Linked DNA regions of Homo sapiens: region 2 is linked to region 1. Evidence: chromatin contacts called from ENCODE Hi-C or POLR2A ChIA-PET data. All regions are on one chromosome and are shown on one strand. The core of a region is the stretch at or near the end of the contact, and the rest is flanking DNA. Distances in the headings are between cores, read along the strand shown. Region 1 overlaps CDK6 (cyclin dependent kinase 6). Region 2 overlaps CDK6 (cyclin dependent kinase 6).

Evidence for each region. Hi-C counts contacts between places; a loop is a spot of excess contacts on that map. ChIA-PET counts read pairs that join two places held with the same protein, here RNA polymerase II (POLR2A). Pooled maps may share reads with other maps.
Region 2: a pooled map shows a loop between it and region 1 (2.3-fold over the local background). The contact joins two enhancer-like sites. A Hi-C loop is called at or near these places in 3 of 168 maps with a recorded cell type or tissue (PC-3, endothelial cell of umbilical vein and heart right ventricle), 11 of 37 single-sample maps with no recorded cell type and 13 of 50 pooled maps. POLR2A ChIA-PET finds 5 or more read pairs at or near these places in 7 of 52 experiments (GM12878, Panc1, activated CD4-positive, alpha-beta T cell and 3 more).

The regions. Positions count from the first base shown.
Region 1 is chr7:92,617,561-92,623,590 of GRCh38, forward strand. It overlaps CDK6 (cyclin dependent kinase 6), which reads right to left. Exons shown (of 8, transcript NM_001145306.2): 6 at 5,476-5,526; 7 at 512-647. Among named protein-coding and RNA genes, the nearest start is that of FAM133B, 30 kb to the left of the region's middle. Within about 2 kb of position 3,656, at least 5 of the 41 ENCODE cell types and tissues checked have a DNase peak (open chromatin) inside an H3K27ac peak, as active enhancers do.
Region 2 is chr7:92,795,158-92,801,187 of GRCh38, forward strand. The region is part of intron 2 of CDK6 (cyclin dependent kinase 6); the gene reads right to left. Among named protein-coding and RNA genes, the nearest start is that of CDK6-AS1, 38 kb to the right of the region's middle. RefSeq lists an enhancer at 2,729-2,798. Within about 2 kb of position 2,659, at least 5 of the 41 ENCODE cell types and tissues checked have a DNase peak (open chromatin) inside an H3K27ac peak, as active enhancers do.

The sequences.
Region 1 (6,030 bases), core at 2,406-4,905:
AAGTCCTTATTTTCAGTGAGGTATTTTATATGTCCCTGGCACACTAAATACTTATTAAATAAATCAGCAACTAGAAGAAGTATTGCTATATAGTTCTTTTGGAAAAACATCTCCCCAAAGTTGTGAATGTTTAAGAAAAGGCACGTTAAAATGACAAACAAATTACTTAAAGTAGCATGAAACTGTAAGAAAGGAAACATAATATTTACTTCTAAAGAAACATATGTCAAAGTGAATCGAGAGGCTTCTAAACCTGCATTGAAATAAACATTCAAAGATGGCAGATTTAAAAAAATGTGGATCAGAAAGACATTCCAGAATCAAAAGCCACCAGCTGCTACAAGTGTGAAAATGAAACCTCTGGAGGGACTGTTGCCTCCTGCTCCATGTGGCTGTGGCATGTGATGCCTATAGCAGCTACTGAACTGATATTTGTGCCCACCACCCAGTCTGGGTAGAGCAGGTGTCTCACTGGCACAGTGCAGACGAGCTTGACATCAGAAAAACTTACCAGAAGTAGGTCTTTGCCTAGTTCATCGATATCTGTTACAAACTTCTCAATTGGTTGGGCAGATTTTGAATGAAAAGCCTGCCTGGGAAGGGCAACATCTCTAGGCCAGTCTTCTTCTCCTGGGAGTCCAATCACGCTACAAAAGAACCACACATGGACATAAGCATTAGCTACTATGCAGAAGCTGTTTTCTCATCAATTTCCAGAGAAAGGCAAAATCTAAGGGGGAGACATGGGGGGCAGAGTCCCAGGAGACCTTCACTTTATCACTGGCAGGGTCTCTGTTTATCTCTGTCCTACTGCAATATGGTGGCCATGGGGGAGAGGGTAATCTCACAGAAGAATTGTAAAATTCAGTGGGAGGAGATAAGAGATTGCTCTGGTAGCAGACACTAAATGTAAGGGATGATGTAGAAATAGAAAATATATTACCAGGCAGTAAGCTCTGACTTAGTGACAAAGCAGGACTTATTGTATTCAGAGGAGACCCATACTGGTACATATCTTCCTTTATGTCCAAGAATGCTTTTTGTGTTTTGATCGAACACCCCAGTATTGACATGATTTTATGATGCTCATCCAACATGGTTTATTAACATATCAATTTGGTTGCATTTTTGGTTAAAGAGCAATTCCCTACATATTAAATATATACATTAGAATCAGAAGGAAAAATGAGGCTAAAACGTGCTAGTCCTGCATTATACAAACATGATTTTATAAAAGGAAGTCTGTGGTATTCCAAAGTGAGCAAACAGTAAATTAAAAGACTATTATTTATATTTCCCCTGAAAACCATTCTGGGATCAGAAATGTGGAAAGAACAGCAAGTGATAAGCACAGGCTTCGGAAATAGGCAGATTTGGGTTCAAATCCTGCACCTGCCACTTACTGGCAGGTAAGGACAAATTACTTAACATCTATGACCCTTAGTGTCTTTATGTATACAATGATAATAACTTACAGTTGTAATGAGGATCAGTTATACTTTATTTGAATTTATAGTAATATATAAATTTATAATTTAAAGTACAAAGCACAGCACCTGATATACATCACACACAGTCAATTATCAATCAATACACTGCCTACTATTATTATAATTAGAAAATGTTATTAATACAAGATGCATAGGAAATACATCACTACCACACTTAAAATATGAACTGCTTGTATCTATGTATAACTTAAGATTCTTTAAAAAATTAATGGGTCAATGGACTTACATAACTTATACATTGTATAGATATTATTTATAGTTTACATATAGGTCGTAAGTAGGTTTGAACAGAGAAAATCAGAGGATGCAGGGACTTCTTTCTCACACAGACTGTATAACTCTGAACCAAAAATAAAATCATAGTTTAGTGGACGGGGTACATAGCTATTCAAATACTGGAACAAATAATTTTAACTACAGTTAGAAATTGTGCTGGCCCACATTAGGGTCTTCTGCTTGGCCTCTACTTGTTGGGACTAAGGCCCAGGAAGAGGTGTTCTTATGAATGTACTTCCAGATTTCAGGAAGATGTGGTACAGGTCTCAAGATCTGTAGCACTTCATTTCCCCTTCCCTCACCTACACGGAGCCCAGGCCATAGACTTCAGCTGGGAAGATAACCCTGTCATCATGGCTTCTCTGCCTGGGTGTCTGGGGAAGACACTGTAATTCGGCCTCTATCAGGCATACTGAGAGAGCTACATTATTGAGGCAAAGACAGATTCATGGACATATTTACTAGAAGCAATAAATAGAAATGACAATGAGCAATATATAGATTTGTTCAATAGTACAGCCTACAATAGAAGTAAAAAGAAAAAAACCAAAAATACCACTATTAATTATGAAAAGAAATGCACGTGTAAGTGTCTGGATACAATGGGACAGGGCAGAGGAGGGAATGAAAAATGCTTGTTAGAGAGCTTTAAAAATTTCCTTTCATTCCTTTTTAGTTGTCAGGTCTATGTGTATCAATATTTTTGTGTATATTCACCAGTCAGCTAGAAATTGATTATATTAATAACTCCTAGAAATATTTAAAATCTTTTTTATTTGTGGCTTTGAATGTATCTACATCTAATTACATCTTGCAAGTATATGATCAACTGAATGCCAAAAGCCTTCAGAGGAACAGCACATCTCTGTTTGTATGTGTGTACATATACAAATAACTTTATATAATTTTATATAAAATTTTAAACAAACACATAACTATATATATAAAACTTTAAGTCTATCACCTCCTCTGATTCCTGTAATAATTTCCTAAGACATGTAAGTCAGGTGTTATTAGTCTCATTTTATAGATGGGGAAATTGAGAATGAGGAATAAAATGAACTGCCAAAGTCACAGATAGCAAGCTCAGTCACAGAGTCCAGAGTGAGTTCCGTTCTCTCTATTCCAATATTTTATTTCCATTTAGCTATGACATCATTCTTAAAAATGCTCTAAGATGTCACAGGCTAAAACTATTGTTTCACTTTTAATACTTGCTATTACTTGAAGGCTTAAATCTTCCTAAACACAGAAATGTTTTTCCCTTTAAGAGTATGTGAACATGGACCAGGTGGGGTGGCTGTAATCCCAGCAGTTTGGAAGGCCGAGGCAAGTGGACCACTTGACCCCAGGAGTTCAAGACCAGCCTGGGCAACATGGTGAAACTCCATCTCTATAAAAAATATAAAAATTAGCTGGTTGTGGTGCCCTGTGCCTGTAGTCCCAGCTACTTGGGAGGCTTAGATAGGAGGATTACTTGAGCTCGGAAGGCCAAGGCTTCAGTGAGCCAAGATCGCACCACTGTACTCCAGCCTGGACAACAGGGCAAGACCTTGTCTCCAAAGAAAAAAATAAAAAAGAGTATGTGAATATGGCTTTCCTTAAAAAAAATTTGGTTTCATGTCCAGAATGAACTTTTATGGCCCAAATATGTGTTGTGAAATTCTGATAGGTCCATTAAAAATGCTTGCACTTAATTCCACTATTTGGACTGCTGAATATAAGCCTTAAAAGTTGACATTTATATTGGCAAGCCCAACAGGGCACAAAATCTATAAATGGCAGTGATGGAGGAGACAGAAATATTTTTTCAAGTACTTCAGCAGTGACGCTAGGGTGCAGCATTGTCCCTTTTCTCTGGCAAGGTAATGCATTCAGAGGAAACAGAACATAATTTTGATGACACAATGCCAGAAACCACAAAGTAAAATCTAAAGGCACAAACCATAGAACTCTACAGCTTCTTTGCTGTTGGCAACCTACGATTGTCAGGACTTTGCCAAAAGCAGAACTGGCTTTTCTTTGGAAGCAGGTCAAACATGCCGGTCAAATGTTCCTTCTGGTCCATTTCACTGGCCTCATGTACTAAGGGGGCACTAACAATGTTAACAAGATTGCAGACATCAGTGCTGGAGGTAGACACAACTGTCAGGTAGTATAAATAAGGGAAAGAAGGTGATGGCTTTCAAGTCCTGGCAAGCTGACTTTAGTCAAGATTCTCTTTCCTTTTAACAGAAGGTCATCAGTATGTCTGCTTTCCCTAGTTTCCTCTTTATGATCACATGCACACAAAATATATTCAACAGTCATGGGGAAAAATAGATGGGAGTTCATCGAGTGATTAAATAACTTGCCATTCAGAAGCAGGGGTAACATGAAGGCTTTGTGTTGAATTTATCCACTGTACAGAGTGGTCAGTAGTAGGAGCAGTAGCATCACCTGCCCTGGACCCAGGAAGCCCCCAGGCATAAAAAACTAGCAAATGTTATTCAGGCCTTAAAGCTACTATGTTCTGACTCAGCAGTAGCACTGGCATTAACAGAAGTCTAGCTGCTTCTAGTCACTAAAAGAACAAAATCAGGTTCCAGTTTTATTAACTGTTTTAAGCAGTCACGCTTGAGTAGACAGTGCTGATATGAAAATCTGTTCTTTAGGGGTGGTTTTTTTTTTTTTTTCAGTCTTACAGACTTCGAATTTCATAAAAATCACTGGGATTCCTATAAAATGTCACAGACCAAAGATCAGGGCTATTTTTGGTCTAGAACTCCCACTTTTTTCCTACTCCACTCCAATTTGGATGGGCCTTTCAAACACAAAAAACCAAAAAAGGATGCCACACTGCATGCTTTGTCAGAAGAAGTGCCCCAGTTACATTCTAGAAACATGAATGCATACATGCATGAACATGCAGACATGAATGAAACTATGTAAATCATCAAGGAGCGATGTAACTGAAACCAAAGAATTTGAGCACAAGAAAGGATCTTATAGAGAATTTAAGTCAGAGTTTCATTTCTCAGATGAAGTTAAGGAAATAAAAGGTTAAATAATTAATGATGAACTCTAATAGTAACAGTAATAGATAACTTTTTAAAGTGCTTACTATGTGCCAGGCACTGTGTAAGCCCTTCACGAGGTGTTTTAAATGACTTTCTCAAAGTTGCAGAGTTATTTTGCCAAAGACTTAGGGTTCTCATTTTCTATTTTGGTGCTCCAAAGAAAAATGAGATGTGTAGCATACCATCCTTCGCCCAGGAAAACAAAACAAAACAACGCAGAACCAACCTGGGTGACCAAGGATACTCAGTGGGGACAGGAAGCTCACTGGACAAGGATGGGTACTTGGTCACCAGGCATCCCATCTCTGATGGTGGGTGCTTTTGAAATGACCACAAGCAGAAAATGTATTTGAACTAAAAGAACTGGAGCTCAGCCACACGAAGAAAGAGGAGCAGCAAAAAGATCCACACAAGCAACATACAAGCTTCCAGAGCAGAGCAGTTAGGGCTCTGCATAAAACGGCACTTCTACCATGTCTCCACTCACCACACAAATAGTAACACTGTCTGCAGCAGCTGCTTGAAGTAAGAAAGACAAGAGATAAACACATGATATGCATGTCAGAGGAAAGTCACTGTAAATGTTTTAATGCTATGGACACTGGTGTAAAATTATAATTATTACTTACTCCAAGATTTTTCCTAGTTGATCAACATCTGAACTTCCACGAAAAAGAGGCCTAAAAGAATAAAGATACATTTTAAATAAGAAATGTTCTCAGATTACATTTCAATCATATTTGCCATTATCATTGTTTCACAGGAAGCAAAATATTCTTTATGGGTTGGGAAGAAGTAAAAAAAATTGAGACATTTTTCCTTTGGTAAGTGAAGGTTTTCCCTGCATTTCATGTATGGGTTAGGATCTCTCATGAATACCTGGTGGTAGATGAATTCCATGTTTTACAATCACGGGCATTCTGTTTGCAGTCATTCTTACAACAGTGCTACCGTCAAATTCAGTTCCAGGTTTCAAAGATCTGCTTAACTTCGTGATAAGGTGGAACATACCACCATCCTAGTCTCGAACCATAAATAGGTGAGATTCTTTGATATTTCTCAGAGCACTTTTTCCATACTACTCTGCTATCAGAGTACTTCCTCATGGGTCTCTCTCCTTTCATTTGTCCTCAATGCTGCAGTGAACCACCTCTGGGTCTATTTTTCTAATTATACCACTTTTC
Region 2 (6,030 bases), core at 1,409-3,908, 180 kb after region 1:
TTTTCCCCTCATGCTTTCTTTCCTCAGTAACTGTCTTGACATGTTCAAGAAATATTTTATTATCAGAAGGGTGATTTTGCTTATTTCCAAAGAGGGAAGCAATTTGCTACACTTTAATTTAAACCTACCCTTAAATCCAAGGAATGTTTGGCTCATGAAAGGGAAAACAAGGTCCAGAATCTATTAACTTGTGATCCACAGCCTTCAAAGCAATTTACATTCAGTATACATTTGAGTTCATTTAGCTGTCAGAGTAAAGTCTAAATCCTCTGGGTATCTTGCTAGTAAAAAAGTATACTCAGACCAAAACTAGGTCACAAAATGTGTTACAATGACAATGTGTTTCACTCTTCCAACATTTTGAGAAATTTCCAAGGAATCACAAAAAAGAAAACTTCCTGAAAGAAGTAACTTCATACCTTAAATCACATCCTAGATAAGCCCTGTCCCAGTATGGATTAAGGGCATCATTAAAACAATAGAAGAGAACTAACTGTGCCACAGCACACATTCAGTCGTGCTATTTCTTCCAAGTCTAAATCTTCCAAGTCTAAATCAATAAGCCTATCTGTGTTTAAATGTCCTTCAAAGATTTTAATATCCAGATAGTTTAATTTAACCAGTTTTTCTTGTGTCAGAATTTTATAGATTTTTACATTATGCATTTTGAATTAGTTTATACAAAGGTTTGATCTAAGCATTAGCCTATTAAGTACATCTCTGTTAATGTCATTTACTAGTGTTTCTTAGCTGTTACTAGGAGGTCATTCTACTAAAGCCACCTTCTTGTCCTACATTTAAGTGTTATTTGAGCATAAGGTCACTCTCTGAAGAATATCCACTGAAACTAAGATGGAAAGTTGTAAACACAGAGCAATGCTACCTAAATGGAGGACAAAGGTAACACCACCAGCAGCTGAAATTAACTTGGAGAAAAAAAAAAAAAAACTCATCCAAAAAAAAAATTTCACTTAGCATGCATGTATCAGTTTTTTTTTCTGTAATGAGCAACAGATTTTTTGAAAAATATAACCCTAGGAATAAATATATATTTATACAATTTTTTAAAAGTTATAGACATATGGATATTTAATCACTACCTTCTTGGTTTGCATTTCTTTGTTTCAAGTAAAAGAAAAAGCAAAATTGACAAATTAGCAGATAACAAGTAGCTCTATGAGATCATAGTTTTTACTGACTTGTTTCAAGATACAAAAATGATAACAAACCAGATAGTTTAGACAGACTCTTAGTCTTTTAAATCATTCTCATAGAATAATTTGAGAGAAAATAATATTTTATAAGTTGCTACGTGCATAAATATTGTTTATTTATCCTAAACATTGTTTCTTCAGTCTTGGATATTCCACATCTCTTTTCTACATTGTAAAGATATACAGTCTATTTCCCTTTTACAATTGAAAGGGAAAACTGAGTTGGTAAGAGTAGGATATTTTCCCCTTAACTGTAAACACATTATTTTTTATTCAAAAGAAAATGATCTCTGTATCAAAATTCAAAAAAAACCCTCAAAGTCTATAATTTATATTTTAGTAACTGTTTAATCATAGAGGTAAATAAACAGGGCACTTTAAAATATTCCACTTATACCAGTTAAACTTTTTTTTAAATACCACTATCAAGTCATGTGCCAAAAATTTATCTCCAGGAGGTTAGCTTTTAGTCAGAGAAGTTATATCAATGAACAGACAGAAAAGTATCCATAAGCAGGACATGAGACAGGTAACATGGTATCCCCTGAACTGAACTGATGGACAAACTCTAAGATGGAAATAGGGAAAACCAAAATGTGGGGATGAGGATGATCTACCAATAGAAAAGGCCCAAGAGACTATGACCACCCCACATCGAACAGACTAGGCTGTGATGACAACTAAACGGTACTTTTACAAAAAGTATGTATGTTATCTATAGAAAAGCAAACTCTGGAAAGACACAACTGGCAGCATGGCTCAACCCTGTCATAGGTGAGAGTTTGTGAATGAAACTTCCTCTCCTACAGCCAAAATGGATGCAACTGGCACCAGAGCTTGAGGCTATCAGACATTAATCTCATCAGCTAACTCCCCTCTCCAGGTTCCATGTCCACAATGCAAGTATCCTACTATAACCTGGCTTTCCCACAGACAAGCATGCAAGGGAGACAATGATTTGGCTGGCAGATGCAAGCATACTTGACATGTACAGTTTTTACTGGAAAAGAATGCATTAACATTTTTGTTCAAACCTCAGTTTTCTTGTGAGGTCGGGATGAGTCTGTCAACCTTGGACTCCCAAACCCTCTATATATACTAATGAAATTGGGCTTCTAGGCATTTAGTGCCAGGTGGATACTGGAACATGGCAACCACATCACAGAATTGGCTCCCTATGTTTGGGCAGCCAGCCATTGTTCTGACTGCCTCTTAAAAAGGCCCTGGCCCTCAGACATACCTTTTCTTCACACTGTAGCATAATGTTTCTGCATTTTGACTTTAACTCCTACAACTTTTAACCTATAAGAATAAAGATCAGGACTACCCTGGTTTGTTAGAAGAACTTCTAAAGAAATCAACTCTTTGGGCAGCACAGATGAGCACTTTTGAAAAGGCTAATTGTTAGTTTGGTTTATACTGAATTGTTTTGGTTATGAATTGCCTCATGGGATGGGAAATCCCCTGCAGGGCCTTGTCAAACACCTCCTCACTCTCCACGGAAAATCAGCCAGACAACAACGGGATCTTGGACACCTTCGATGTGTTAACACTGGAGGTGCTCCAGTGAGCAAAACTGTCCCCTCTGGAAGTTACTGGAATCACTATCCTGGGAGCCACTATAACAGATGACTCTACTTTTCTCAAGTGTGCTAGGGTGGAAATTAAATTGAAAATGACTCGTCCTGAATGATGACTTGACTTTTCAAGTGAATTTTGTCAACACTGTTAGAGAATTTTGTTCCTGGCTTTAGCCATACAAAGCCCAAATTTGTCCAATTCATCTGATGTAAGACTAAACAAAGGCATTAATGAATAAAAAGCAGAAAAAAAACAGTGCCAAAATCTTTGTATATTTTAGTGCATAATACATTTATCTTCTTCTAGGCAAATGGCATGCAACTTGTTTCTAATTCAAAGAAAGATAATGGAAAAAAACTGTTTACAGTAGAATAATGTTTAATAATTCATAGCTTGATGATCTAATGAAATTACTTTAAAATGCCAAATGTCAAAATGCTTTATCAAATCTCTTCTTTTGCATTTCAACTCTAAGTTAACATTTTGATGAAAAAGGAATTCAACAAATATTAACTGTGTTTTAGGAAGGATTTGCCCAACTTTTGCTAAGCCCAGTTAGCACACTAATTTTTATAGATCTGCTATATAAGAGAGTTCTTACTTTTTATAAAATGTCACCCTAACAATTTTTTAATGTCTACATATCAGTGAATAAATCCACTCTTATTGATGAATGAGGGAGAGTCTCTCTGTTGCTAAGGGAACCCAAGTGTGCTGACCACTTTAAAGTCTTCCACAGGCTTGGGTCCCTCTTAGGACAGCCAATCCCTCTGCTTCCTCCTCTTCAACATCTAGCTCTTCCTTCTCCTGCCCTCTCTTCCTAACTCCAGACACTTCCTCAGCCTTTACTTAGGGCTCCCAATTCCTCCCTGCTTCACACAAATGTCCTTTTCTTGTAATAGAAGATCAAAGCTATTGTCTTCTTCTATATGGATCTTCTGTCCCTCATGATTCACAGGAAAGTGTCCTCCTCTTCAAGACGAACCCTATTCCTCCTGAACTGTGCCTCTCCACAATATGCTAAATCTGCAATTCATCAGCTTTTATTCCCTTTCATTCAATTCCCCTTTAAGTGTTCCCCTCCTGGCTCCTTCTAATACACTTCCCTATTTCCTCATAACAACAAAAATGTTTAACTGTGCCTATCTCTATCAGATTGTCATTCTGCCAGCCACATTCCATGTCCCCCAATTTACTGAATGACAGTCTACACTTTGTGCTACAGTTTCTACACTTTGTGCTACACTTTCTCACTCCTTAGTTATCTATTACCAGGTTTCCCCTCTTTCTCTTCCAGCGAGATCTGTCTCTCAAATGGATAGCAGTAATTCCCCACTACTGGATGCAGTCTTTAGGCTCTTCCACCTCTTGGACGCACCTCAGATACCAGAATGAGATGCCTACTCCTCCCCGAAACTCTCCCCTCCCATGGCTTCCCTGAGAGTTTTCTTTTACTTCTCCCTCTACTTCTCTTGTGTCTGCTTTTCTCTCTGCCCCCTTTTTTCTCCTTCAATCCTAAATGCAGAGTCTCAAGTTTCCATAGTCTTTTTTTTTTTCACTTAAAATACAGGATTTCTTGCTCATTCATCTATTTAATATACAGGGTCCTATTTGCCAGTGACCCTGAAGATCTACTACAGACAGCAACTGTGTCAGAGGCAATTTTGAACCGCCTGTGCTGTGAAGGTTGGCATGGGTGAACAAGTCACTTAGCTGGTGACAGCCTAGTCATGTGCTCAGTAACCACACTGGGGCATTCGTGATTTTCTCCTTATTGTGGGACAAATTATATGCAAAAGTGATATTCCAAATGTGGGGCTCAAAAAAGATTTCTATACATCTCCTTTAAGAATGCCACAGGTTTTCCGGATTCCTATCTGGATGGAGCTCTCAATTTCCTGAACTTTGACTATAACTCTGCCTTGGCTATTTCCTGAAAACACATGTAACTCAACATGTTCAAAACTGAGTTCATCATTGTCCCTCCAAACCTGCTCCTTCTGCTGTGAATGCTATTTCTAACAGTGACATCACCATCACTATCCTCTCACTCAAGCATAAAACCATAATTCATCTTGTTGACCCTACAGCTCTGTTCACCTACACATCTAACTAGCTACCCACATTGGCCAATTCTAGGACTTAACTATCTCTCATATGCAAACCTTCCTCTCATTTCAAGGGCACTACCCTAATTTAGGCCACCATTATTTTTTCTCTCTCCAGGGAATGGTCAATCTCCTAACCAGTTCACCTGTCTCTAGATTCCATTTCAGGCCGCTTTACCCTCTGCTATGATTCTGACCCTATCGATTGGGCATTATCTCCATTCCTCCTCTTCTCCTCACACTGTGGTTAACTCAGCACCTCAGGTTCGTCTGCCATACGTGATGTCATTCATCTCCATGTATACGATGTGTCTGTTTCTTTTCACATCGTTCTTCTCTTGTTTGGAGCCTCATTTTCTTGCTCCTGCAAATTAAACTTAATTTTGTCTTCTGAACTGGCCTAGAATTGTGTCTGTATCTCTGAATGGTCACGATAGCTTTATTCTTTGTATTACAGTAATTGGCACAGGTACACACACACTTTCTCTCTCCCCACTAGGTTATAAACTCACTTAAAGCAGAGATTAAGGAATACACAATCTGACCCACTGTGTAGTCCCTATAGTAGGTGCCTTGCATTCAGGGGGGGCTCAATTAACCTCTGTTAAACCAAAAGTCATCTAAGGCACTATTTATGAACATGTTCTATGCCATGTACTGCTATTCCCTGTAGCAACATTAATTCTGGGAATAAGATCTAATATGTAGCTGGATATCCTTTGCATCTCTGGGCCCATCCCAAAAACATCTTCGATTCAGGCAATCTCATTATCCAAGTTCTAGAATGGACTCTGAGGAAACCTAAGAACAGAGACACCATAGAAGCAAGCCTCATTTCTTGGGATGTATCCTCAGCCTGGTGAGTATCAAGGCTCTACTTAATTTTCCATCCAGAAAATAACACTTTATCATTTTGTCCAATATCCAGTAACTTCCGAAATGATGGATTAAAAATCATTATAAAGCTTCCAAATCTGTTTTACCTTTACAAGCAAGAAACTTCTCAGATGTGGAACCATCTAAGAAATTCTAACATGAATTGTGTGAGAAAAGTCAGTATTATTAAAATATTTTATTTATATTTAAATATAAACAAAAGAAAATAGATAAAAATTTCAAAATTAGCT